6 separate regions of the Homo sapiens genome follow, and regions 1, 2, 3, 4 and 5 are each linked to region 6. A link is a loop called in an ENCODE intact Hi-C map of the cell type or tissue named here. Cell type or tissue: Caco-2. All regions are shown on one strand.

The links. Hi-C counts contacts between places; a loop is a spot of excess contacts. Peaks named below come from ENCODE experiments on the same cell type or tissue, not always from the same donor. Only the 100,000 strongest peaks of a DNase experiment are listed, where the experiment ranks them.
Region 1: a loop joins it to region 6, with 13 times the contacts of the local background. A loop is called at or near these places in 43 of 110 quality-filtered maps.
Region 2: a loop joins it to region 6, with 7 times the contacts of the local background. A loop is called at or near these places in 2 of 110 quality-filtered maps.
Region 3: it touches region 6 in a loop (3.0-fold over the local background); 7 of 110 quality-filtered maps call a loop at or near these places.
Region 4: it touches region 6 in a loop (2.6-fold over the local background); 9 of 110 quality-filtered maps call a loop at or near these places.
Region 5: a loop joins it to region 6, with 5 times the contacts of the local background. A loop is called at or near these places in 3 of 110 quality-filtered maps.

The regions. Positions count from the first base shown.
Region 1 is chr12:48,162,946-48,166,945 of GRCh38, reverse strand. No RefSeq gene overlaps it. Among named protein-coding and RNA genes, the nearest start is that of ASB8, 7.4 kb to the right of the region's middle. RefSeq lists silencers at 1,526-1,820, 1,586-1,880. In Caco-2, a CTCF peak has its summit at 1,644 (motif pointing right); a DNase peak (open chromatin) is centred at 1,662.
Region 2 is chr12:48,060,256-48,064,255 of GRCh38, reverse strand. SENP1 (SUMO specific peptidase 1) reads left to right here. Exons shown (of 18, transcript NM_001267594.2): 13 at 415-546. Among named protein-coding and RNA genes, the nearest start is that of SENP1, 44 kb to the left of the region's middle. In Caco-2, a CTCF peak has its summit at 2,068; no DNase peak of the experiment used is centred here.
Region 3 is chr12:48,019,573-48,023,572 of GRCh38, reverse strand. All of the region lies in intron 2 of LOC105369750 (a long non-coding RNA gene), which reads right to left. LOC124902927 (a long non-coding RNA gene) reads left to right here and starts at 1,398. Exons shown (of 2, transcript XR_007063293.1): 1 at 1,398-1,608; 2 at 3,404-3,802. RefSeq lists an enhancer at 1,064-2,055. In Caco-2, no CTCF peak of the experiment used is centred here; DNase peaks (open chromatin) are centred at 12, 412 and 1,532.
Region 4 is chr12:47,868,807-47,872,806 of GRCh38, reverse strand. The region is part of intron 3 of VDR (vitamin D receptor); the gene reads left to right. Among named protein-coding and RNA genes, the nearest start is that of VDR, 34 kb to the left of the region's middle. RefSeq lists enhancers at 2,943-2,992, 3,759-3,828, 3,929-4,000, 3,814-4,000. In Caco-2, a CTCF peak has its summit at 2,145; a DNase peak (open chromatin) is centred at 2,106.
Region 5 is chr12:47,795,256-47,799,255 of GRCh38, reverse strand. HDAC7 (histone deacetylase 7) reads left to right here. Exons shown (of 26, transcript NM_015401.5): 3 at 284-471; 4 at 604-694; 5 at 1,037-1,148; 6 at 1,757-1,872; 7 at 2,114-2,239; 8 at 2,958-3,049; 9 at 3,240-3,350; 10 at 3,489-3,669; 11 at 3,876-4,000. Among named protein-coding and RNA genes, the nearest start is that of HDAC7, 23 kb to the left of the region's middle. RefSeq lists a silencer at 1,531-1,730. In Caco-2, a CTCF peak has its summit at 1,624 (motif pointing left); a DNase peak (open chromatin) is centred at 1,588.
Region 6 is chr12:47,961,870-47,965,869 of GRCh38, reverse strand. TMEM106C (transmembrane protein 106C) reads right to left here and starts at 2,274. Exons shown (of 8, transcript NM_001143842.2): 1 at 2,166-2,274; 2 at 1,447-1,661; 3 at 525-588; 4 at 1-32. The coding sequence starts at 1,633. In Caco-2, a CTCF peak has its summit at 2,398 (motif pointing right); DNase peaks (open chromatin) are centred at 1,549 and 2,309; H3K4me3 peaks cover 1,086 bases.

The DNA.
Region 1 (4,000 bases), 200 kb before region 6:
ATGGCGCCACTGCACTCTAGCCTGGGCAGCAGAGCAAGACTCCATCTCAAAAAAAAAAAAAAAGAAAGAAAGATATATACACAGAGTCTCTCTCTCTCTGTTGCCCAGGCTGAAGTGCAGTGGCACCATCTCAGCTCACTACAACCTCCGCCTCCTGGGTACAAGCGATTCTCCTGCCTCAGCCTCCTGAGTAGCTGGGATTACAGGCACTCATCACCACGCCCGGCTAATTTTTGTATTTTCAGTAGAGGCAGAGTTTCACCATGTTGGCCAGGCTGGTCTCGAACTCCTGACCTCAAATGATCCACCCACCTGGGCCTCACAATGTGGTGGGATTACAGGTGTGAGCCACTGCGCCCAGCCTAGGAGTCATTCTTGACCACAATACCCTTCTCCAACTTGTAACCAATCACCAAGTTCTATCAGTCCTAACACTAAAATATTTCAAATTCACCCCCTTCTCTCCCTTTCTATGGCCACCACTCAAATCTAAGCCTGCTTGACTTTTTGTCCAGATCACTTAGGCTGCTGTTTTCTCTATTTTAATCCTTGCCTTGGCTCCACTATAATCCATTCTTCTTTAAAAAGTCAAAGTGGTCCTTTAAAAACACACATGTGGTCATGTCACTTGAATAAAACCTGTTGATAGGCTTCTTGTTCTTTTGGGATACAGTTCAGAATCCTTAACATGTCCCCCAAGACCGCACCTGATCTGGAGCCTCCCTACCTTTCCAGCTTCTTGTCTTCTCATTCTGGCCTCTTCCTTGTCTTCCAGGTTCCTAAGCTCTTTCCTCCTTAGGGTCTTTGAATACCCTGACCCTGCTCCATTGGCTGGGAGGCCCCCTCCCCACACCTCCACACCTTTGACCTGGTTGTTTCCACCCATCTTCCAGGTCTATGCTCAGGGAAGCTTTTCTTGACCTCCCAGCCTGAATTAGGTCCTCTACTGAATCATCCTATTACCCTCTCTACTATTTCTCTTTGTTTATTTGGGCACTATAACAAAAGTACTGTAAACTGGGTGTCTTGTAAACAACAGAAATTTATTTCTCACAGCTCTGGAGGCTGGGAAGTCCAAGAAATCCCAGATGTTGGTGTCTGGTGAGGCCCCACTTGCTCATAGATAGAACTTTCTCACTGTGTCCTCATATGGTGGAAGGGGCAAAGTTCCCTCTTTTAGAAGGGCACTAGTCTCATCACGAGGACTGTGCTCCTATGACCTAATAACCTCCTTCATGAAGGCCCCACCTCTTAATACTGTCACCTTGGGGGGTGGTTAGGATTTCAACATATGAACTTTGAGATGACATAAATAGTCAGTCCATTGCACTTTTCCTTTACAGAAGTCATCACTATTGTGACTATTTAGGCATACAGGTGACTATCTAATATTTGTTTCTCACATCAAACTGTAATTTTCCTAGTGATCAGGACCATATTTCTCTTGATCTTAGCTGGCTGGATCTTTAGTGTCTATCACAACAAACAGCACAGTGACAGAACTTAATAAGTATTTGTTGAATTAATGGGTGAATTAATCAATCAACCAATTAATGATATAATCAAAGACTCAATGAATGAACCAAGAACGAATCATTCAACTTTGGGCAAGAAGCAAGAAGGAGCAAATGCTCTACTTGCCCTCCAGGGGGAGACACACTCCCATTAGAAATAGCATAGACCCAGGTGAGCAGAAAATTCTGACATTGATTGTAATTTGCTTCTCAAATGGATTCAGAGAACCAGATCTTTTTTCTTTTCCTTTCTTTTCTCTTTGTCTTGCTCATAGAACTCTCCAGATTAATCTGGACCACCCAATTGTACCAAGCAAGTAGTCATTTCCTCTGTAATTTCCCTCCCCTGGACGACATTAACTCTCCTACCAGTTTGTCCCCTTCAGTCTTGATTTGCTAGGTAATTTAGCTATAAATGCCTACATTCTTGGAAAAATAGTATCATATATATATATAATTTCAGTATTATCATTAAAATTGTTATTTGTATTTTTACTGTACTTTTTTTTTCAAAATCCTTCAGGCAATTTTTCTCTATGAAGACTGAAAATGTTTTATAATTGCTCTGATAGTGGAAAATATTGGTAGACTATATGACCAAAAATAATAACAAAATATTGATTAAAAGCCAATTTTTAAAAAATAGATAATTCATAAAATTTCCCAAGCCCTGGGGAAAGTTAAAAGGAAAAAAAAAAAAGAGTAGAGTTTGGCTATTGAGCGCATGTCTGCCTCTGAGCAGTTTCTGAAAGAAGTCCTTGTTTAATCCTGATGGCATGTCTTGGGAGAGTATCCCTGCTGCACATTAATACTGTTCTTTTCTTTGCTGAATTACTTTCTCTAGTACAAGGTTTAAGCATATGAAAGGTTTCATGAGACTTACATTATGTTTCCTCTGAACTTTCTTTTTCTTTGCTCTAGTTCCAAAGCTTCCTTTTCAATTTTTCTACGTCAGGGACTAGGACATAGAGGCACTCCACTATTCCCATTTTTGGGAGATCTGTTCATTTTAGTTCAATTCCATTGTATTTATTAAATAACTATTGTGTGTTTAGAACTGTGCAATGACAAAAGAGATGAGTATAGAAATCTAAATCTCTGCTCTTTTAAAGGCGCCACAATGTAACTGGGAGGATGAGATATTTGGTAACCTCCTTGAACAAATATAAAATCATATAAAGATGACATGTCAACATTTATGTAGTTTACAAAACCACTTTTCACAAATGTGGTCTAGGTTTTATGAAATTAACTTTTGGAGTAGGTGTTAATACTCTCATCCCATTGTACAACTGAGACTCAGGTAAAGTATTACTTACTTTAGTAAGTAATTTTACTTTTACTTATAAAAGTACTTACTTTTACAAGTAAAGTAACTAGAGCTACTATCAGAACTGGAATCTTGGTCTTTATGAAGTTTGCATAATATTACATTATTTCTAAATATGAGGAATGTGCTATAAGTGATAGTCCTAAAAATTGAACAAATTCAAAGTAAAGTAAAATATTCCATTATTGAAAGAAAGCTATTTTTTCCCAACTAGCCAACTAGTCTGACACTTGGATCTTATTTTTTTACCCTATTTTGTAAACATTGACTGATTCCCTCTCTTTCCTTCACTCTTAGGGTATCTCAAACTCCCTTTTGGTTTGTTTCTTTTTCTTTGTTGATGGAGAACTTATTTGAAAGGGGTCCCTTTTTACTTAACTTGCTTTTTTCTAGGAAGGGTGTCAGGGAAACGTTGCCATCAACATTAGCCAGGCAACCCCTGATAGAGAAGGATGGGGCCTTTAAGACAGGGGAGTATTTGATAATTTCTGGCCAGAGATTTTAAAAGCTGTTGTGAAATGCTTCATGTTACCACTTAGAAGCTTGCAATGCAGAATTCCTCTCCCCCAGCACACTGTCACTCTGAAAGATCCACTCAAAATCAGGAAAGGGTATGGAGCCAGCCAAGTGAATAAAGGTTTTTTACTCCAATTAGGAGTTGCTCAAAAGCCTGTGGCCATTCAGTACTGGCAAGACTCAAAGGGCAAGACACCCAGGTCTGTAAACTGGGATACCCCGTACCCGCAGAGTCTGGATACTAATACTGCTGAACAGTGATAGCAGCAATCATTACAGGCAAAACATCATTATCAAATTTCCAGATCAAGTTTATGCCAAGGTCTGAAAATAGGAACATTCGTCATACTGTTGATCAACATCATCTAATGAGCACTTCTTGAGAGCGGAACTGGAATCAGGAGGGAAGGGAAGAAAAAAAACAGTGGCCTAAAAGTCTTATGGGAGACACAGCACACTAAAACACAAAATTCATGGAATCACTTGTAATCAAAACATCAAGAACAGAAATAACCAACTAAAATATGCAGAGATGGAATCTGAATAGTGAATGCAAGATACATGGGCTGTGATCAAAATACAAGTTTATTTTTTGTCTTTTTCCACTTTAAAAATATTTTTTTTCTTGCCGGGCATGGTG
Region 2 (4,000 bases), 98 kb before region 6:
AAGAAAGTAATTTCTAAAAGATACTGCCTTTACTCTCTTACTACCTTTTATGAAAAATTCTGTTTCTCAGGAAGTCATTTGGACCAGAGATATAAAATACAGTTAATTTTTCTCATGTGCTTAGAAAATTTGATAGCGGAAGGTTGTTCCAGACTTTAGGAATTAATATGGAAACAAGGATCTGAATGTTGTGCTGAAAAAGAGAAGGGAGGACTAGATGAAGTGGAAAGAAGTAATCGGGGATTACTGGGAAGGAATAGAAACCAAAATGTTAGAAGTAAACTGATTAACAGTAAATTTATAAACAATCGAATGGTGATAAATATAGTCTGAGGATTATATGGGGTTTGGTGAGAAATACGGTTTTTCTGAAGCCACGCGTGTTTGATGTCTTGACACCTTTTGTTTTCTTAGGAAATGGAGAAAGAAATAAAGAATGTATTTCGTAATGGGAATCAGGATGAAGTTCTCAGTGAAGCATTTCGCCTGACCATTACACGCAAAGATATTCAAACTCTAAACCATCTGAATTGGCTCAATGATGAGGTAATGTTGCATCTATTTTTACATACAAATAGTAAACATTAAGTGGCAGTTAAATTAAGGCATTATCTCACTTTTTCTCAAAATGTGGTCCATGGATGACCTGCATTGGAATCATCTCTCATAGGCCTCTTCATTCTTGTAACTATGAGGGAGTGTGGTGGAGACAGGCATTTTTAACAAACATCTCAGGTGTATTTTAAAGTCTGAGAACCACTGAATTTACCTTTTCTTGTTGAAGATTTGAACATTGAAGAAGACATTCACTCATTGGTATTCTCACTCTTTAAGGCTCCTATTCTGCAGTTCATCTCTTCTGAACAAATAAGTATTAGCCGACCATGTTGCAGCATGAGGGAATACTGTGGGATTTCTTTATAGGAATCCAGTTTTACTTCCCTTTCTACCTAAGTTCTACTCATTTTAGATCACTTATATTACGAATGACAAGCTTTCCAAAATCGCCTCCATTTATGTATGATATTTTTTAAATGGACATTGAAAAAGTTATATTATTATTAAATATTTGAGGTATTGGGGGAGAAGTTACGGTCTTCACCTCCTAACTCCAATTTATTTTAAGTATATTAATTACACTACAGTTTTTAAACTGATCTGTTCCTAAGCCTAAACCTGTAGGTACCTGTTTTATTTTAGAAGGTTATTTTTACAGCAAAAGAAAACTGGGTTGGGTATCTTTTCCTAAGTACCTTCTTTGCATAAGCATCCCTGGCTAATCTGGGTATACTCAAGCTTCACAGCTGTGGAGGATTTTTAGTTTCTCAGTGTAGTAATCATTAAATATTTTAGATATCCATATCCTGTTTTTGTATGATCAAGACCTTCCAAATAATATTTGCCAATAACTATTGATCATTTACCTCATTAGTACGATTCATGTTTTATGTGTTTTATTCTTGTAATAGTCATCATATCTTTGGAAGTAGATATGATAGTTCACCATTCTGCAGATAAAGAAACAAGGCATAGAAAGATTTAAAAACTTGCAAGGTTATACAGCTAGTAAACAGCAGAGCCAAGATTAAGACCCAAGCATTGGGTCTTATCTACTATATCTTAACTACCTCAGAATCTTAAATTGGATACTGGTCTTAGGATCAGATATATAGAACTTAGGAGCCATATATCATGTCCAGGATGCTTTTTTTCTCTGGGGCCAGCCCCATTCTTTTTGCCACTGGTTGGTTTATAAGATAAAAATTTCAGAAGCTCATCACTCCCTGAATAATATCTGTGACCAAGAATAATAAGGAAGGCATGGTTTGTTACTGTCTTTCTTTAGAAGAAACCCTCTTTGCCTCTTTTGGCTCAGATATTAGAACATTGGTTCAAATAATGGAAAAAAAGAGCTCACCAAATCAAAGGAGGAAATTAAATCAAGGATAGTTATAAGTATCCACTGATAAGTTATTTTTGATCTGTGGTCCTTTGCCATTTATTTCCTGCCATTGCTGGTGGTGCGAGGTCAGTTACTCTAAAGGGATAGTAGGCTTTAGTTTGTTGTAAATCATGGAAAACCTCCTAGAGGGCAGCAATCAGTAGGATATGAGCTGAGTTCTTGCTATTTACTGTGGCATTTACCTCAGTGAGATTCCTTACAGAGACAGCATTCATCAGGACATATTTTCCATTCCCTGGGCCCATCAGAGGCTGGATTTTTAGCAAGCTAAGTTAATGGAAATTACATTATTTTAGAGGAGATGAGAAGAAGGAAAGATTCTTTGTCTACTTTATCCCTACCACCCCTAGCCATAACTTTTGTAGAAGGAGTGCATTTCTTCTCAGTTCAGAATGATGTTATCCTTGAAAATGAGTGCCAGTTCACATGTCCATAATAATGATGGGAGCTATCTTAAAAAGCACCATTTTCAAAGTACCATACTTCGTAGGCTTTCAAAGTTACTGCCCTTGAGAAGCTAACATCCTGATGGAGTATTATTAGGTATCCTTAAGTATTGATACTCATTGAAGAATACTTAATTTTGGCCAGACACAGTGGGTCATGCCTATAATCCCAGTGCCTTGGATGGCTAAGGTGAGAGGATCACCTGAGGCCAGGAGTTCAAGAGCAGCCTGGGCAACATAGCAAGACCCGATCTCTACAAAAAAATTAAAAATTAGCCAGCCATGGTGGCATATGCCTGTAGTCCCAGCTGTTCAGGAGGCTGAAGCAGGAGGATTGCTTGAGTTTAGGAGTTTGAGTTTATAGTGAGCTATGACTGAGCCACTGTACTCTAGACTGGGTGACAGAGCAAGACTCTGTGTCTTCAAAAGAATACAAAACTTAATTCTGTTTCTCAGTTGTGAACTATCAGTCTTTTGCAAATGATTTGTCCTCTGTTCAATCCTCTTCTTCCCTCAAGTAGATATTTTCATTAATAATAATTTCTCTTCTTTTTCTGTTTCCTGCTTTATAAGATGTATTAAAACTTTCTCCAAAATAGGTGACTGATACATTGTTCTTATCATTTTATAAACAAAGTACCATACTTTGTAGGCTTTCAGAGTTAAAAAGTAATATAAGAGCAAGGAAGTAAAAGGAATCAGATTCAGTTTATAAGGAAAATAAAATCCAGAAATCCTATGTTTGGGATATGTATGGAAAGCCATTAGGATACCCTGTTCCTAAAAGAAGAGTGACCACAGTACCTATTCATACAGTAGGTTTTAAGATTTTTTTCATAAATGGATTTCTCTATAGGTCAGTTTGGTTAAATTCTGTACAACTTCAAAGGACTAATGATTGACAGGATTAATATAATAAAACGTCTCAAAAATGGAATGTGGGAACTGGCTGCCATATAAAGAATACAAAAGGAGGCAAGAAGACTGTTACAATCAAGACACCGTAGATGGGGATTTCTATACTGGGTCAGGAGATTAGTTACTAATAGAAATATCTAATTAAGGGAAGGGAGGATAGAGTTAAAGAGAGGAGAAATTACACTGGGAGCAGTGGCTCATGCCTGTAATCCGAACACTGAGAGGCTGAGGTGTAAGGATTGCTTGAGCCCAGGTTGTCAAGGCTGCAGTGAGTTATGATTGTGCAACTGCACTCTACTACAGGGTGAGTGACAGAACAAGACTCTGAGATCCTGTCTGTTTTTTAGAAAAAGGGAGAGAGGAAAAATTAGTTGCAAAAGTAGAAGTAGATTGAAGCAGTCAAGAAACAGAAGGAAATATTTTCAAATGGGTGTCATTATTAGAAACTATGTATTAATTCCTGGAGATTGAATTGGATGACTTCTGGAATCCCTTCCAACTTTAAGATTCTAGGTGTATTATCCTGAGTACTGCTTTAGGCTTTGTGTTTCTCTTTATGGCCAAATGGTTCTCCTTTGAGGGACTAAGGATTGTTTTAAAAGGCATCAGATAAATTTAGAAATACATGGATATAATTTAGGTATACAAGTAAATAAAACTTACTTTTGCTTCT
Region 3 (4,000 bases), 58 kb before region 6:
TCAGCTGCTGTGCCAGTCACCGGCCATTCATTGTGTGGGGCTGAAGATCTAGCTGGGAGTCAGGTCTAAGAACTGGTTCAGCTCCTCCCCTTGCCTCATCTGTGAAGGCTACTCAGAGGAAAGAAACATGCACCTAGGCTCTCGAAGCCTTCACTGAAGGACAGAGAGTGCTTGTTACAGGCAGTTCCTTCAGGGTTGAAATTCCATTTCAGGTCTCAGCACCTAAAGTCATTTTTCTTTCTTATTTATGTTTCCTGTGGAAAGTCTGAAGAAAAACTGGTGGAGCATCTTTTGAGTTTGCATTTGGAAGGGAGAAAATATGCTCCTTCTCTGCTGGGCAAACATTGCAAACATTGGTGCTTTCACAAACCAAACACAAGCTGGTTTTCAAAGCCTCCGGCTTGGCGACCCAGGGAACTGGGGGGAGGGGAGGAGAAGGATGCAGCCACCTGGGCTGGGGAGGTTTGCTTTGGGAGCAGAGGTTGGAATTTGTGAATTTTCTACTCCAAGAAGATCCAAATAGTGCAGCTCCAGCCCCATCCTGCGCAAGCTTGCTCAGGCAATAGGGGCTCTACCTGGCTGGGGTCTCGATGGAGAGCCAGGGCCTTGGATGATCACCTCCCCGCCCCAATGCAGCCTGGAGTGAAGTGGAGAGGGGAGGGGTGAAGAGGTGTAGGAGAGACGGTGCAGATGAACCAAGATGGCCTCAGGGATTCTGGTCCCTCTCTCTGGGTGATGCTGAGGATAGAGAGCGGGGGTGAGAGTGAGAAGAACATGCCTCTGCACCCACAAATTTGCCAGGCTTTCAAACACTGACCAGGCAATCCACTGGGCAGTTGTTCCTATAAAGCTAGGACTATGAGAATAGCAGATGTATACTATGGTCTGTCTGGTTCTTTCAGCGTAGTCTGTAGCAAAAGGTTTCCTCACTCCCTCCTTTTCTTCTTCCTTCCTTCCACTTCTTTCTTGACAGAATAATATAATAAATTTCCAAGCACTCATCACTAGCTTTAATAAGTATCAACTAATGGCCAATCTTGTTTAATCCATAACTGCACCTACTTCACCCACTCTTTGTCCTCCAACTGAAATGTTTTGAAACAAAATCTAGACATCATATCCTTTTATCCATAGATACCTAGATTTAAAAAAAATTTTTGATATTGAACTCTGATGATACAGGGAATCTCCTTCCCGGTATCTTAGGGAAAAAATGCCCTTCATAAGTCTACATATAAATTTTGCAAATCATTGTAGGGGTTCAGGGAACCTCCGAAGCTCATCTAAAGACCTTAAATTTAAACCCTTGGTATATAGGGTAATCGCTAGCTCCCATAGAACACATTGTTTTTGGTAGCCTGGAGCTATTAGCTGTTCCTTTGAAGGAGATTTACTTTCTTGTTTTATTTGCAATAGGTATGCACTGAGTGCATTGTGACCATGCTGGGTTATTGTGGGTAAAGGTGAGAGAAGGCAGGGCACGCAGGGCAGATGATTACATTCCTGCCGGGAGGGCTGGAGAGCCCTTGGAAAGCAGCCTGCAGGCTGAGGAAGGAGGGACTCCGGGATCTGCCCTCAGGGGCTGCAGGAAGGAGGAACCTTTTCTGAGTAAGCTTTCCTGGGGGTTTGTTTATTGGCCAGCGTTAGGTCTCTGAGTGGTTGTTAATGTGTTTGTTTAGGGTCCATTGTGATGTCTTTAAGATAAAGACCTGCTCAGTTTACAGGCAACTGTCAAGTACTGGGCTTGGAGCCCAGGGAGCCAGTGAGGGAAGCATTTCCAATATGGCGATCAAAGCCACACTTAGGGCCTTCCTAGGCTCCTGAAATAATCTTGGAAGGCACTCTGGGAGAGGATCAGCAGCATGCACAGGGTTAGACTAGAGGGGCTCTTTCAGGCTGGACAAATAGCTGTTGAATAAGGAAACAGACTTCTTTGTTCTCTTTTTTTTTTTTTTTTTTTTTTTGTTTTGAGAGGAGGTATAGGAGCAAAGCCATTTTAGATGCTAGGGGTTCTTTGGAGAGAGCCCAGAAGCTTTCTGATCTTAATATCCAACTCTTTTGCTATTTCCCCTACCTCCTCATCCCACCTCAGGGTCAGCAAATCTCCATGTCTGCAGACCCAGGGACCTGTAGTTAAGCTGCATGGAGCCTAAAAAAAGGCACTGTGGTGCTGGTGCTTGGATACACATGGCAGGGGACACAGAAGTACTGAGATGGGCACAAAGAAACTCTGGAATTTATAGTAGAGCAAGGATGGCATTTCAACCAGTTAGGATAGACTTTTCTTGCTGTCACCCAGGCTGGAATGCAGTGGAATGATCTCGGCTCACCACGACCTCTGCCGCCTGGGTTCAAGCAATTCTTGTGCCTCAGCCTCCCAAGTAGCTGGGATTACAGGTGTGTGCCTCCACGCCTGGCTAATTTTTGTATTTTTAGTAGAGACAGGGTTTTGCCATGTTGGCCAGGCTGGTCTTGAACACCTGACCTCAAGAGATCTGCCTGCCTTGGGCTTCCAAAGTGCTGGGATTACACGTGTGAGCCACTGCACCCAGCCAAGATAGAATTTTCAATAAATGTCCCAGCACAACTGGGCAGACATTTGGGAGAAAAAACAGTAAGTTCAGATGTATATCTCATACCTTAAAATGAGATCAATTGTATGTGGATCAAAAATTTAAATGTAAAAATTTAACCCTAAAAGAACTTAAAGGAGCCAGGAGAAAAAAATTTAAAATCTATGAATGAAACCAGAAACCATAAAATAAAATAACAATAAATTTGACCATATAAAAATAAAAAGTGTTTGCATGGCAAACAAAAAGAATAATCATAAACAAAGTCAAAAGCCAAAATGAGGCCAGGCACAGTGTCTCATGCCTGTAATCCCAGCACTTTGGGAGGCCGAGGCAGGCGGATCACTTGAGGTCAGGAGTTCAAGACAATCCTGGCCAACAAGGTAAAACCCCATCTCTACTAAAAATACAAAAATTAGTCGGGCATGGTGGTGCATGCCTGTAGTCCCAGCTACTTGGGAGACAGAGGCAGGAGATTTCGCTTGATCCCGGGAGGCAGAGGTTGCAGTGAGCCGAGATTGTGCCACTGCACTCCAGCCTGGGCAACAAGAGCGAAACTCTGTGTCAAAAAAAAAAAAAAAAAAAAAAAAGTCAAAATGAAAAATCATGAAGAATTACCTGCAACTCTTATTATAGGCAAGAGGTAATGTTCTATATAAAGATCTCATGTAAATCAAATAAGAAAGAGAACAACAGTTGAATAGAAAAGCAAAGCATATGAACCGACAGTTCCCAGAAAATGAAGCAAAACCAATACAAAAAAAAAAAAAAAAGGAAAGAAAGAAAATACAAATTAAAACCACCCTGAGACAGCATTTTTCACTTTTCAGATTGGCAAGGACCAAAAGAACTGATTACTATACAAGGAGTGGCTATGGTGGTGAGATTTGTCCTCTGCAAACCATGACGGTGGTAGCTGGCAAAGGTTTGGTGAAATAGGCTTTGGCATACATTGTTGATGGGAATGGTGCATGCAGTGTTAAAGGGAATTTATCTGTCAAATTTTTTTAATGCACTTCAATTTTGACCCAGCAATTCTGCTTCTAGGAAATTATCCAACAGATAAATGTGCAAGTGCAAAATGGCATATACACAAATATTTACTGCAGCATTATCTCAGCAAAAGGCTAGAGATAACCCGAATGTCCATCAGAAGGGGACTGCTTAAATAAATTATGGTATATCTGTATAATGGAATATTAAGCAATATTAAAATAGTGAGAATTTCAGAAACGTGTGGGTGTGGAATCTTTCCAGGACACAGAAAGTGAAAAAGTCCTGTGTAGACCAGTGTGTGGAGTATATTACCATTTGTGCCAAGAGAGGAGAGGGGTGATTTTTACCATTTGAGATGGGAGTGAGGGATGATTTTTAAACACAGTTGCTTGCATATGCTTGGAATCTCTCTGGAAGGAGACCTGAGAACT
Region 4 (4,000 bases), 93 kb after region 6:
TTGAGGACAGATGGTCCTTTCTTCCTTTTCTCTACCATGGAACTTGGAAAGTATAACTATGTGATGTGTTGGCAGTGGTCTCTGAAAAGAGGTTCCTAAACAGAAGGAGTTAAATATCAGGTATGAAGAGGGAAGGGCTGGGCCAGGGGCTCTGAGAGAGCTTCATGTCGGTCAAAGGCTGGGTAGAACTGGCTGGTGCTCAACAGAACTGGACAGTGGTTGCTGTAACTAGCACAGGGGCTGTGGCTCTAGACATCAGGAGCTACAGCACATGAAACAGAAATATGGTTTCAAACTCTGCTGCCTGCAGGCTCCCATGCTAGGCACCCAGAGAGCAGGCCTAAGACATGGTGTCTGCTTCAGGGGTCTCAAATTCTTAATGAGATGTTTAAAATCTACTTTAAAATCTACTTTCACCCACTCTCAGCACTCCCTCCCACTGCCTCTTTCTGCTAGTTTCTCTTCTTTCCCTTTATTTAGGGTTTCCTTTGTCCAGGTCCTGTTCCCTTTTCCTTTATTTAGTTCTTACAACCCTCTCTGAAATGTTGCTCCCATTTTACAGATGTGGAAACTAATGGATGGGAAGGTTAAGTAACTTGCCCAAGGTTGTGCTTTAAGATTTAAACTCAAACATATCGATCTAACCAAAGACTGCATTTCATTTTTAATGTTTAGGTAGTTGTAGTGGGTAGTGGATTTTTTAAATGTAACGTCATAATATGGCTTTTTAAAAAGCCAACAGTTTAAGAGGATATGTAAGTGAAAAGTAAATCACCTATTCAACCCAATTCTTAGTTCCCTACCTCCTCCAGGAAGCTGTCACTGTTGCCAGCTCATCGTGTTCGCTTCCAGATTCTTTATGTAAAAGTGCATATGTGTGTGTGTGTATGTGTGTGTGCACACACGTCACCATTCTGCATCTTGGTTTTATCTGCTAAAGAACACTTCTTCAAGCTCATTCCCATTTCAGCATTCTTCCTCTTTCTTTTTCATAGTCACAGAGTATTATATGGAGGTTCTGTGAGATAAGAAACCAGTGCCTGGCTGGGCACGGTGGCTCATGCCTGTAATCCCAGCACTTTGGGAGGCCAAGGTGGGTGGATCATTTGAGGTCAGGAGTTCGAGACCAGTCTGGCCAACATGGTGAAACCCCATCTCTATTGAAAATACAAAAAATTGGCCAGGCGTGGTGGCACATGCCTGTAATTCCAGCTACTCGGGAGGCTGAAGCAAGAGAATCGATTGAACCTGGGAGCCAGAGGTTGCAGTGAGCCCAGATCGTGCTGCTGCACTCCAGCGTGGGTGACAGAGTGAAATTCCATCCAGAAAAAAAAAAAAAAGAAAGAAAGAGAGAAAAGAAGGAAGGAAGGAAGGAAAGACAGATAGACAGACAGATAGAAAGAGAGAAAGAGAGGAAGGAAGGAAGGAAGAGAGAGAGAGAGAGAAAGGAAAGAAAGAAAGAAAGAAAGAAAGAAAGAAAGAAAGAAAGAAAGAAAGAAAGAAAGAAAGAAAGAGAAAGAGAAAGAAAGAGAAAAGAAAGAAACCAGTCCTCTGTCATGGTCATTTAGGTTCGGTCTTTGGCTTCTCCAGACAGAGCTGCAGTAACCACCATTGCGCCCATGGACCGATCTACCCACAGGATAAATACCTGGAAGTGGCTTTACTGCGTTAAAATGTCTGTGTGTTTAACATGCTTCGCATTGCCAATTGCCCTCCAAAAAAAAAAGTCTGTGCTCTTTTCTACAGTGCTAACCATCCTTTAATGTTTTTTTAAACCCACCTGAGGAGAACCCCCTGATGCTGCCTCTCACATACATGTAGGCCCCTACATCATTTGATGTAGGTCTTTTTATTCCTTTAGATTTGCTGGGGTATAATTGACAGATAGACATGGTCTATATTTCAGGTGCACAACTCGATGTTCTGCTATACATATACATTGTGAAATGATCACCATAATCAAACTAGTAAGCATTCCCAGCACCTCACATAGCTTTCAGATCAGGAGCTCTCGCTAGTTCCTGTATCCTGAGCAGACGCTGGAATCTCTGTGACAGTGCAGTGGAGATGGAGCCCAGAGGGGATAGTTGACCCTACGCCTGGGTTATGCAACGTGCGTCTCTGCTGGCAGAGGCCACCTACTGGAGAAAGGCCCAACTGTCCCAGGCCTGAGGCCCTGGCCCCAGGCTCTTGATGCTTTTGTGAGGTTTTTGTCTCTTTCTGTTTTGATAAACTGGTCTCTGGCATGAGAATCGGTCAATGTCCTCTCTCACCCCTGGCTTTCTAGAAACTGCATCTATATTTAGCTTGGTTGCCCCACCCCTACCCCCCCTTCCTGAGCTGGGGTATAAATGCCAACCAACCAGAGGATGACAGGGTCCAGGCTCAGAGAGCAGCTGAGGCAATGGGCTCTCATGGAAACCTGAAGCTCTTGTTTCTCAAATCCAAACCAGCTCACAGGCAATTAGTATTGGGAGGAAGGCAGGGTAGGGTGTAGACCTTCAGGACAAAGCACAGAGCCAGGGTTGGGCAGTCTGGCTGCCCTGACTCCTCGTGGGCAGAGAGTAAATGACAGCCACACATGTGGAAGTGCCCTTGGAAGGCAGGAGAACAGGGAAGAACAGGACCTCTGAGCCAAGAGGATCTGTGGCCCAGCAAACAGACATGTTGGGCCAGACACACCTGAAAGGCCAGCTCTGGGATCTGAGTTCCAGAGAGCCTCTGGGTCTGGCAGTTGGAGCTGGGGAGCAAACTTTCTATACCCTGAACACTGACCCCACGCTCCAGAGCGTAATGGTGTCCTCTTCCTTTTCAGTGTTCTCGGGCTTCATATGACAACTCTTAAGCAGAAGCAAGGGCGCCAAACTTTTTTTTTACCCCCAGTACTTTCTCTTTTATTTTTTATTTCTAGAGACAGGATCTCACTTTGTCACCCACACTGAAGTGCAGTGGCACAATCTTGGTTCACTGCAGCCTTGACCTCACCAGCTCAAGCGATCCTTCCACCTTAGCCTCCCAAGTAGCTGAGACCACAGGCGCATGCCACCATGCCTGGCTAATTTTTTTTAATCTTTTGTAGATACAGGGTTTCACCATGTTGGCCAGGTTGGTCTCAAACTCCTGAGCCTAAGCTATCTGCCCACCTCAGCCTCCCAAAGTGCTGGGCTTACAGGCGTGCTCACGCCACTGCACCCAGTCCCAGTACTTTCTCTTAATTCAGCTCTGCACTATTTTCTCTTCCTATTCCTTTTTTTTTTTTTTTTTTTTTTTTGAGATGGAGTCTCGCTCTGTCCCCCAGGCTGAAGTGTAGTGGCACGATCTCAGCTCACTGCAAGCTCCACCTCCCGGGTTCACGCCATTCTCCTGCCTCAGCCTCCCGAGTAGCTGGGACTACAGGCGCCCGCCAACACGCCCGGCTAATGTTTTGCATTTTTAGTAGAGATGGGGTTTCACCGTGTTAGCCACAATGGTCTCGATCTCCTGACCTCGCGATCCGCCTGTCTCGGCCTCCCAAAGTGCTGGGATTACAGGTGTGAGCCACCGCGCCCGGCCTTCTCTTCCTATTCCTAGCCTCATTCCTGTTGTCAGGCAAAGTGGGGCTGAGTGGCAATCTCCAACCCTCCTGCGTATAGACATCTGAGATGGAGCTTCATATTTAAAGTGACATGAGAAAAATGAGAGAAAGATGGCGAAGCAGTGGAATCTCTTTTCAGGCAACCCTGCAGCTGGGGGGGCTGCCCCCAAGTGAGGGTCAAAGGCAGGCTCCCTGGAGCCTGGGGAAGGACAGACGGGGCCTCTGATAGGCCCTGGGGCCTCAAGAAGCTCTCAGTCCCGGGCCCAGTCTGGTGAGAGGCTTTGGCTCACATCACTGTAGGTGGTGGCTGGGCTAGGCTGACGATGTGCTGTCTTCTTGGTGCCCATGGCCTTGCAGGCTTAACAGGAAGAGCTCTGAGCCAGACAAGACAGCCAGTGGGAGGACAGAGCAGCCCCTCAGTGACCA
Region 5 (4,000 bases), 170 kb after region 6:
GTTTAGTGGAGGAGCACTGTGGTGGAGTCGGAAGACTCCGTTCAAACACCACCAGTGATACAGTGTTACTGTGCACAGTTCATGTGACTTTTTTCTCACGAGTAAAATGGAATTGATAATACCTACCTTGCAGGACCACGACAGGATTAAGTGAGGAAAAACCCCCATGAGAGTGTTTTGCCATTGTCAAGTGAGCCTGAGGGAGGCTGAGGGGGGATCAGGCTGTATCATGCCCCCGAGGACAAACTTTCCAGTTTACCCTGCTCCCTCTCTCTGTCCCTAGGCTGCCCCAGGCCCTGTGCAGACACACCAGGCCCTCAGCCGCAGCCCATGGACCTGCGGGTGGGCCAGCGGCCCCCAGTGGAGCCCCCACCAGAGCCCACATTGCTGGCCCTGCAGCGTCCCCAGCGCCTGCACCACCACCTCTTCCTAGCAGGCCTGCAGCAGCAGCGCTCGGTGGAGCCCATGAGGGTAAAGATGGAGCTCCCTGCATGTGGGGCCACCTTGAGCTTGGTCCCCAGCCTCCCCGCCTTCAGCATCCCTAGACACCAGTCTCAGTCCTCAACTCCTTGTCCCTTTCTGGGCTGCCGGCCCTGCCCACAGCTCTCCATGGACACGCCGATGCCCGAGTTGCAGGTGGGACCCCAGGAACAAGAGCTGCGGCAGCTTCTCCACAAGGACAAGAGCAAGCGAAGTAAGGAGGTGGCCACCCCAGCCCAGCCCAGCCCCACCAGCCAGGTGCCTGCGGCTGCCTGTGTGGCTTGTGAGGGGTGAGGTGGGAGGGCCGCAGCCAGCTGGGCCTGAGCCGAGGCTTTCCCTCTGCTTGCCTGGGCTCTGCCTGTGAATGTGTGGGGGATGTGGGGGTGGGGGGTGGTGTCTGGAGGCTCTAGGGAGGGGTAGGGCCTCGGGCTTGGCTCTTGCCTAGGGAGTCCCTGGGACGCCTCCTACTGAGGATGGGGACAGGGCAGTGGCCAGGTAGTGCCACGAGGCCGCCTGTCCACCCACCTCCAGCCCCCTCCTGACTCTGCCCCTACAGGTGCTGTAGCCAGCAGCGTGGTCAAGCAGAAGCTAGCGGAGGTGATTCTGAAAAAACAGCAGGCGGCCCTAGAAAGAACAGTCCATCCCAACAGCCCCGGCATTCCCTACAGGTAACACCCTCCTCACCTGCCCTCCTGTCCCCACATGCACCCTCCACCCCCGCCCCCGTGTTAGCCATGAGCACACACACTTGCCTCCTTCCTCCCCAGTTGCCACAACCAGTCCTTACCCTTCCTCTAAACATAATGCCCCCGAGCCCCTCTCTCAACTGATACCTGCCCTCCTCTCTTTAAATTCTCCCCACCCCACCTGAGCCCTTCTCACACACACACACACACACACACACACACACACACACACACCCTACTGGCTTTTTTCTTGCACATGAGCCCCTTCTCTCTTTATATTTTCCCTGAGCGCAAAAATGTCCTGGTTCCCAGAGCAGGTTCCTAGTGCAGGTGACAGAGCCCCCAGTGGGCTCTTCACCCACGCACCAAGCACCTGGCTTCTATGCCTAGGTCAGAGCTCTGCACTATAGCTGCTGGAGCGGACAGGCGGCCCACTGCTGCCACCTGGAGATGGTCCCCATTCCTACCAGCCCCACATTGCCCAGCCCTGCCCGCTGCAGCCTCCCCCTCAGGTCCCAGGGCCCGTGCTCAGGGCAGTGCCCGTGCAGTGTCCCCACACCTCTGAAGCAGCCTTGGCACTCGTTCTGTAGAACCCTGGAGCCCCTGGAGACGGAAGGAGCCACCCGCTCCATGCTCAGCAGCTTTTTGCCTCCTGTTCCCAGCCTGCCCAGTGACCCCCCAGAGCACTTCCCTCTGCGCAAGACAGGTGAGCTGAACAAACAGGCGGACCTTTCAGGCAAAGGAAGGGGGAAGGGCCTCGGACATGGGGGAGGAGTGTGCAGGGGTGGGCGGGCTGGGCTGGGCCAGGAGATCATCGGTAGGCTAGGATCTTCTTTCTAGTTCTGCCTTCTCTTTCCTTGACCGATAGAGATGACTGGGACTGAGGGGTTAAAGGGTGGAAAAAAGAAGGGTGGTGGGGGCCTGAGTGACGCTGGTGCTCCCTGCAGTCTCTGAGCCCAACCTGAAGCTGCGCTATAAGCCCAAGAAGTCCCTGGAGCGGAGGAAGAATCCACTGCTCCGAAAGGAGAGTGCGCCCCCCAGCCTCCGGCGGCGGCCCGCAGAGACCCTCGGAGGTGAGGGCCGGCTGAGCCAGTGCGGTTGCCATCCTCAAACCTGGCTGGTCTTGTCCCTTTGGGTCAGGCCCCACCTAGACAGGGGTCCCCTCCTTAGGACTGCCATGCGTGGTTGCATGGGGGTGTCCCACACACTTGCCGAAGCGGGGGAGTTGGGGCTGAAACCCAGTCCCTGCTCTGTTAGCTAAGGTGACATCTCCCAGAAAAGGGGGCACCCTTCAAAAAATTATGCAAAGGTGCTGTAGGCCAAAGGTGGCCTGTCTTCTTCCTGCTCTGATGGGAAGAAAGCAGGAGGCCGGGCGCGGTGGTTCACGCCTATAATCTCAGCACTTTGGGAGGCTGAGGCAGGTCAATCACCTGAGGTTAGGAGTTTGAGACCAGCCTGGACAATATGGTGAAACCCTGTCTCTACTAAAAATACAAAAATTAGCCAGGCACGGTGGTGCATGCCTGTAGTCCCAGCTACTTGGGAGGCTGAGCCAGGAGAATCGCTTGAACCCAGGAGGTGGAGGTTGCAGTGAGCCGGGATCGTGCCATTGCACTCCAGCCTGGGCAACAGAGCAAGACTCTGTCTCAAAAAAAAAAAAAAAGAAAGCAGGAAGCAAAGGTGCTCGTTAAGGAAGGGGGTGCTCCCGGGTCTCCTGCACCAGGCGGCCTGGCTGTACCCTCCTGCCCACCCTGGCCTCTGACTGCACTTCCCTCTCTCCCCAACCCTCAGACTCCTCCCCAAGTAGTAGCAGCACGCCCGCATCAGGGTGCAGCTCCCCCAATGACAGCGAGCACGGCCCCAATCCCATCCTGGGCTCGGAGGTAAGGCCTTGCCGAGACTGGGCTCTCCTGGGGCAGTTCTGAGGCTCAGCCTTCTTCCAGCAGGCGGCCCTACCTGGGCTGGGGCTGCAGGGTCTGGGCAGCCCCTGCCAGAGCCTCCTGGGTGTTCTGGGGAAGGTGCGCCGGGGTAGAGGTCTGGGACCGGTGACCCTCGCCCTGCTCCCTATGGCAGGCGCTCTTGGGCCAGCGGCTGCGGCTGCAGGAGACTTCTGTGGCCCCGTTCGCCTTGCCGACAGTGTCCTTGCTGCCCGCAATCACTCTGGGGCTGCCCGCCCCTGCCAGGGTGAGTGGCTGGGGTGCCCACCCCCACTCCAAGCCCCCCCAGCTTCTTTCACTCCCTTTTCTTGCTGCCTCACCCCATCATCTTCATTGTTCTCTGCTGGAATCTTCTTCCCCGTGACTTCTCCCGCCTCTCCCCCAGGCTGACAGTGACCGCAGGACCCATCCGACTCTGGGCCCTCGGGGGCCAATCCTGGGGAGCCCCCACACTCCCCTCTTCCTGCCCCATGGCTTGGAGCCCGAGGCTGGGGGCACCTTGCCCTCTCGCCTGCAGCCCATTCTCCTCCTGGACCCCTCAGGCTCTCATGCCCCGCTGCTGACTGGTGAGTCTGCTGCTTCTTCAGGGAAGGGGCTGGGTCCCTGCACCCTGCTAAGAGCCAAGCTTGGGATGGACCCATCCTTCCTCCCCATCTCTGTCCCCCTGTCCTGCGCATTGCCCTGCTGCACCCTGGCCCCCCACCCTATACCCTCGCTTCCTTCCATTGCTCCCTGTGGTTCCCTCCTTATTCCACCCCCCGATTCTTTCCAGTGCCCGGGCTTGGGCCCTTGCCCTTCCACTTTGCCCAGTCCTTAATGACCACCGAGCGGCTCTCTGGGTCAGGCCTCCACTGGCCACTGAGCCGGACTCGCTCAGAGCCCCTGCCCCCCAGTGCC
Region 6 (4,000 bases):
AAAGCAGGATGGACAGGAGGACATATTGCTTACTGCAAATGACACAGCACATGACCGACCCAGGCAGTCAGATATCAAGGTTCAATGTGTCAAGATTAAACACAAAACCAGGAAAGAGAAGGGAGCTGAAAGGGAAGTTCCAAGAGCCAGGAACCATAAACCAGTTAAGAAGCAGTGAAGCAGGAGAAACCTTTTAAAACTCCTTTAAACACTGTTTGCACTCTGGGAAGAAAAGCTGAAGAAAGGAGCTATGTGGACAGAGACAGTCCCACACCTCCCAGAACACTCCACTTTCCCAGTTTCTTCTGATTCCATTCCTTGACCTTCAAAGCATTTCCAGCTTCAAGTTTCTTTCCCCAGATTGTGATGGGGGCAGAGATATCTTGCTTGGGCAAACAGTTATAAGGAAAATGGGGAACTTATAAGAACATGTGTAGTTTTCAAAGAATTAACTGGCATTCATACATACAGAAAGAGATTAGGGACAGAAGTAGGTATTAACAGGTGAGAAGCAGGTAACTCACGTTCGCTGAGGGCGCAATCTCTGATCACTGTGTGGGATCAAAGCCACCAACTCATTTACTTGCTCTAGAAAAGAGCCAAACAATTATTTTGTAAATCCCATGTGTTGGCAGTACTTCCTTCACGTCTCACTTGAGCCTGCCACAACAAATATTCTTCTGGAATGAGACATTTTAAAAAATACTAGTGAAATTCACATGTTGGGTCTAATGAACAAGAAACAAGAGAGTGCCACAAATTATAAAACATCTATCAGTGCTGCCAGGGTAGTGATGTGGAAGTTGAAAAACCTGGGATCCTGTTCTGGCTTTACTGCATGGGCTTGGCAGAGTCGTCGAATCTCTCAAGGCCATGGTTTCCTTGCCTTTCATATGGAAGCTTTGGAGTAAATGATTTTGAAGGTCCTAACCAGCTCTAAATTTCTGTGACTCTCCAGCTAAACTGTTAAAGACTTTCTGAGGGCCAATTTGTTAATAGTAATAGATGATCCTGTACCAAGGCTAAGTATTTGTCTCTCTCTCTTGACCTGATATATTTTTCTGACCTTAGGCTGTTAAGGATTAGCTACCCATTTCCTTGAAAAGCAGCTTCCAAGATGGTTCCCCCGCAAAGCTGTCCCAATCCTTGTGACAGCGATAAAGAAATGTGCCTGTCAACAAATCCCACAACACAGAGCGAACTGAATGTTCCAAACCTCAGGAAAAGAACAAGAGTGGCGGTAAAGAAAAGAAAGGGTTGGAAAAATAAGGAGAGGAAGAGAAGTTGCAGAACTGCCCAAGTGTATTAAGTCAGTTGAGCTGGCTCCTGTCCAGGGCACTGTCTCTATTATGGTATTACTGCCTAGAAGAAAAGTTGTCTGGGCAGACAGGAGAACTCCGAGGGTACCTTGGGATTCTCATCAGGGAATCATCCCTCCATGATCACCTGTTGGAATGTAGCCTGTCCCCTGGCACGTGAGACAGGTGATGCTATCTCTCCCGGTGAATTCCACATATGGGAACTGAGCAATGGCTTCTTCCTGCTCTCGTTCAGCCAGCAAACCGTCCCTGTCATCTTCTTGCTTTCGCCTGCAGGAGGAGGGGCGAGCAGCAGCGGAATGCTGAGACCCCATGGCCGTGATATGCCACTGGTGTCATGTCCTAAGATGAAAAGAGGGAGTGCACGTTAGCGGCCCCAGTGAATCACGACAGAAATCGCTTGTTTCTATAAGAAAATTAAAAACGCAAAAATGACAAGTTGCCGCCCTGAGTGTGGTCCCAACACCTGTACGATTTCTATCGGGACCCTCATTTTGTAGTAGTGCTACCCACTCTCCTCTTACCCGCCACACACAGCCGGCGGGGGTGGGGAGGGGGAACGGGGCCTGCCTTTCACGCACCTGCCTCGATCCTCACCGCCCTGGGACTTGGGGCACCCCCGCTCCCACCTGGTCCAGCCTCGCCCCTTCCTCTTCACTATTTGTAAGCTCTATGCCCCTCCTCGAGCAACAAACAGGCACCAAATTGATAACCGGCCTTAACGATTCCCATTCCTCTCCACCCCCCAGCCCCAGGAGGCGGGCTCAGGTCACGCCCCTTGGCAAAAAGCGATGCTCTGAGCCCACCAAAGTGGCCCAGGCAGGAGCGAACGCCAGCGTCGCAGACCTGCAGGGCACGAACTCCCGGCAGCTCCTCTCCGGCCGCTCCCCCGACCACCTGCCAGCTTGAGGACTTACCAGCCTCTTCGGTCGGCGGAGCGGCACGCACTCAGCGCGCAGGCGCCAAATACCAAGCCCGCCAGGAGAACGCGGGCGCGCGCTCGCGCGTGCGCTCTTCGCGGCTCCGGAGGCCTTCCCAATATCGCAGCTGTCTGGCTCCCTCGGTTCCGGTAGAGGGCGGCAGAGAGCGCCGGGGAGCCGCGACCCTTGCTGTTGGGCCGCGGTAGTCCGCGGAGTCGGGATGATGCTCTGCTGTTCGCTAGATAGGCTGGGAAAGGCTCCAGTCAAGTTTCCAGAGCAAAACACTTCTCTGCTGCGAGAGGAGGAAGGTGCTGCCGGCTACCGAAGCCATTCTGAAATATTCTTTATAGTACAGGAGCTGTGTAGTCGCTGAGGGTACACACATGCGGAGCATTCGGATAAACTGCCTTTGCAAAAATTGTAAGTGAGAAAATTATGACAGTGAAAGAGATCTGACTTACCCAGTTCCGTCTTGCTTCTAACCTCCGAACTGCCCTTGTTCATTCCTGGGTATAGGCCAAACTAACTTTGGGAGGAATTTAGTTTATAGTTGAACTTCGAAGCAAAGATAACAGCCCTTCCCCAAAACAAACCCCCTTCTTGCCTGGGGACCAGACTGCCTTTGTAAGACTAACAAATTAGCCACAAGATTAGAAATTATGGTTTAGGAGTCATCCAGACAGAGGTCACAAGATTCCAAACCTTCCCTATTGCTCCAAGGGATAACATCACTATTGTAAAATCTAAGATCGGTGCTGGGGATATTTTTCAGACCCTGCATTCTGAGGCACCAGCTGGCAGTACCTAGACCAGTTATCTGGCTCAGCCAGTTCTGCAATCCCACCCAGGAACAGAAAACAGCAAGAAGAACCCACTTAGACCCCCCTATGATTTCATCTCCAACCTGACCAATCAGCACTCCCCACTGCCTGATACCTACCAGCCGAATTATCCTTAAAAAACCCCAGTCTCTGAATTATCGGGGAGACTTATTTGAGTGATAAAACTCTGGTATCTCATTCAGCCGGCTCTGCATGAATTAAAATCTCCATTGCAATTCCCCTGTCTTGATGAATCAGCTCTGGGCAACGGGCAAGGAGAACCCGTCCGGCAATTATATCAGAACCTGTCTTCAGTCCAGGAGGGGAACCCAGAGGCTTCATCAGACCCCTCCAATACTGTAGATAAAAGTGCTGCTGGAAGTCTCACAAGTCAGAGGGGCCCAGCCTGGGGGAAACCTTCCATGGGGAGTCCTGCTGGCTTCTCGCAGGAACGGACCCCACAGCTGAGCTTTGCAAGCCAATTAGGTGCCAAGAGGCACCAAGGAGTAGATTCATTCGGTAGTAGGGCCCCCCCTTCCCCAGACCTCCACAAAAAAGGCACGTACGTAAGAGGTTAGAAAGCACTTTTCGTTCGTTTGTTTGTTTGTTCGTTTGTTTTGAGATGGAGTCTTGCTCTGTCGACCAGGCTGGAGTACAGTGGCACAGTCTCAGCTCACTGCAACCTCCGCCTCCCGGGTTCAAGCGATTCTCCTGCCTCAGCCTCACAAGTAGCTGGGATTACAGGCGCACACCTCCACACCTGGCTAATTTTTGTATTTTTAGTGGAGACCGGGTCTCACCATGTTGACCAGGCTGGCCTCAAACCCCTGACCTCAGGTGATCTGCCCACCTTGGCCTCTCAAAGTGCTGGGATTACAGGCGTGAGCCACTGTGCCCGGCCTAGAGGGTACTTTTTAATGGGTGGGTTTCTTTGTTCATA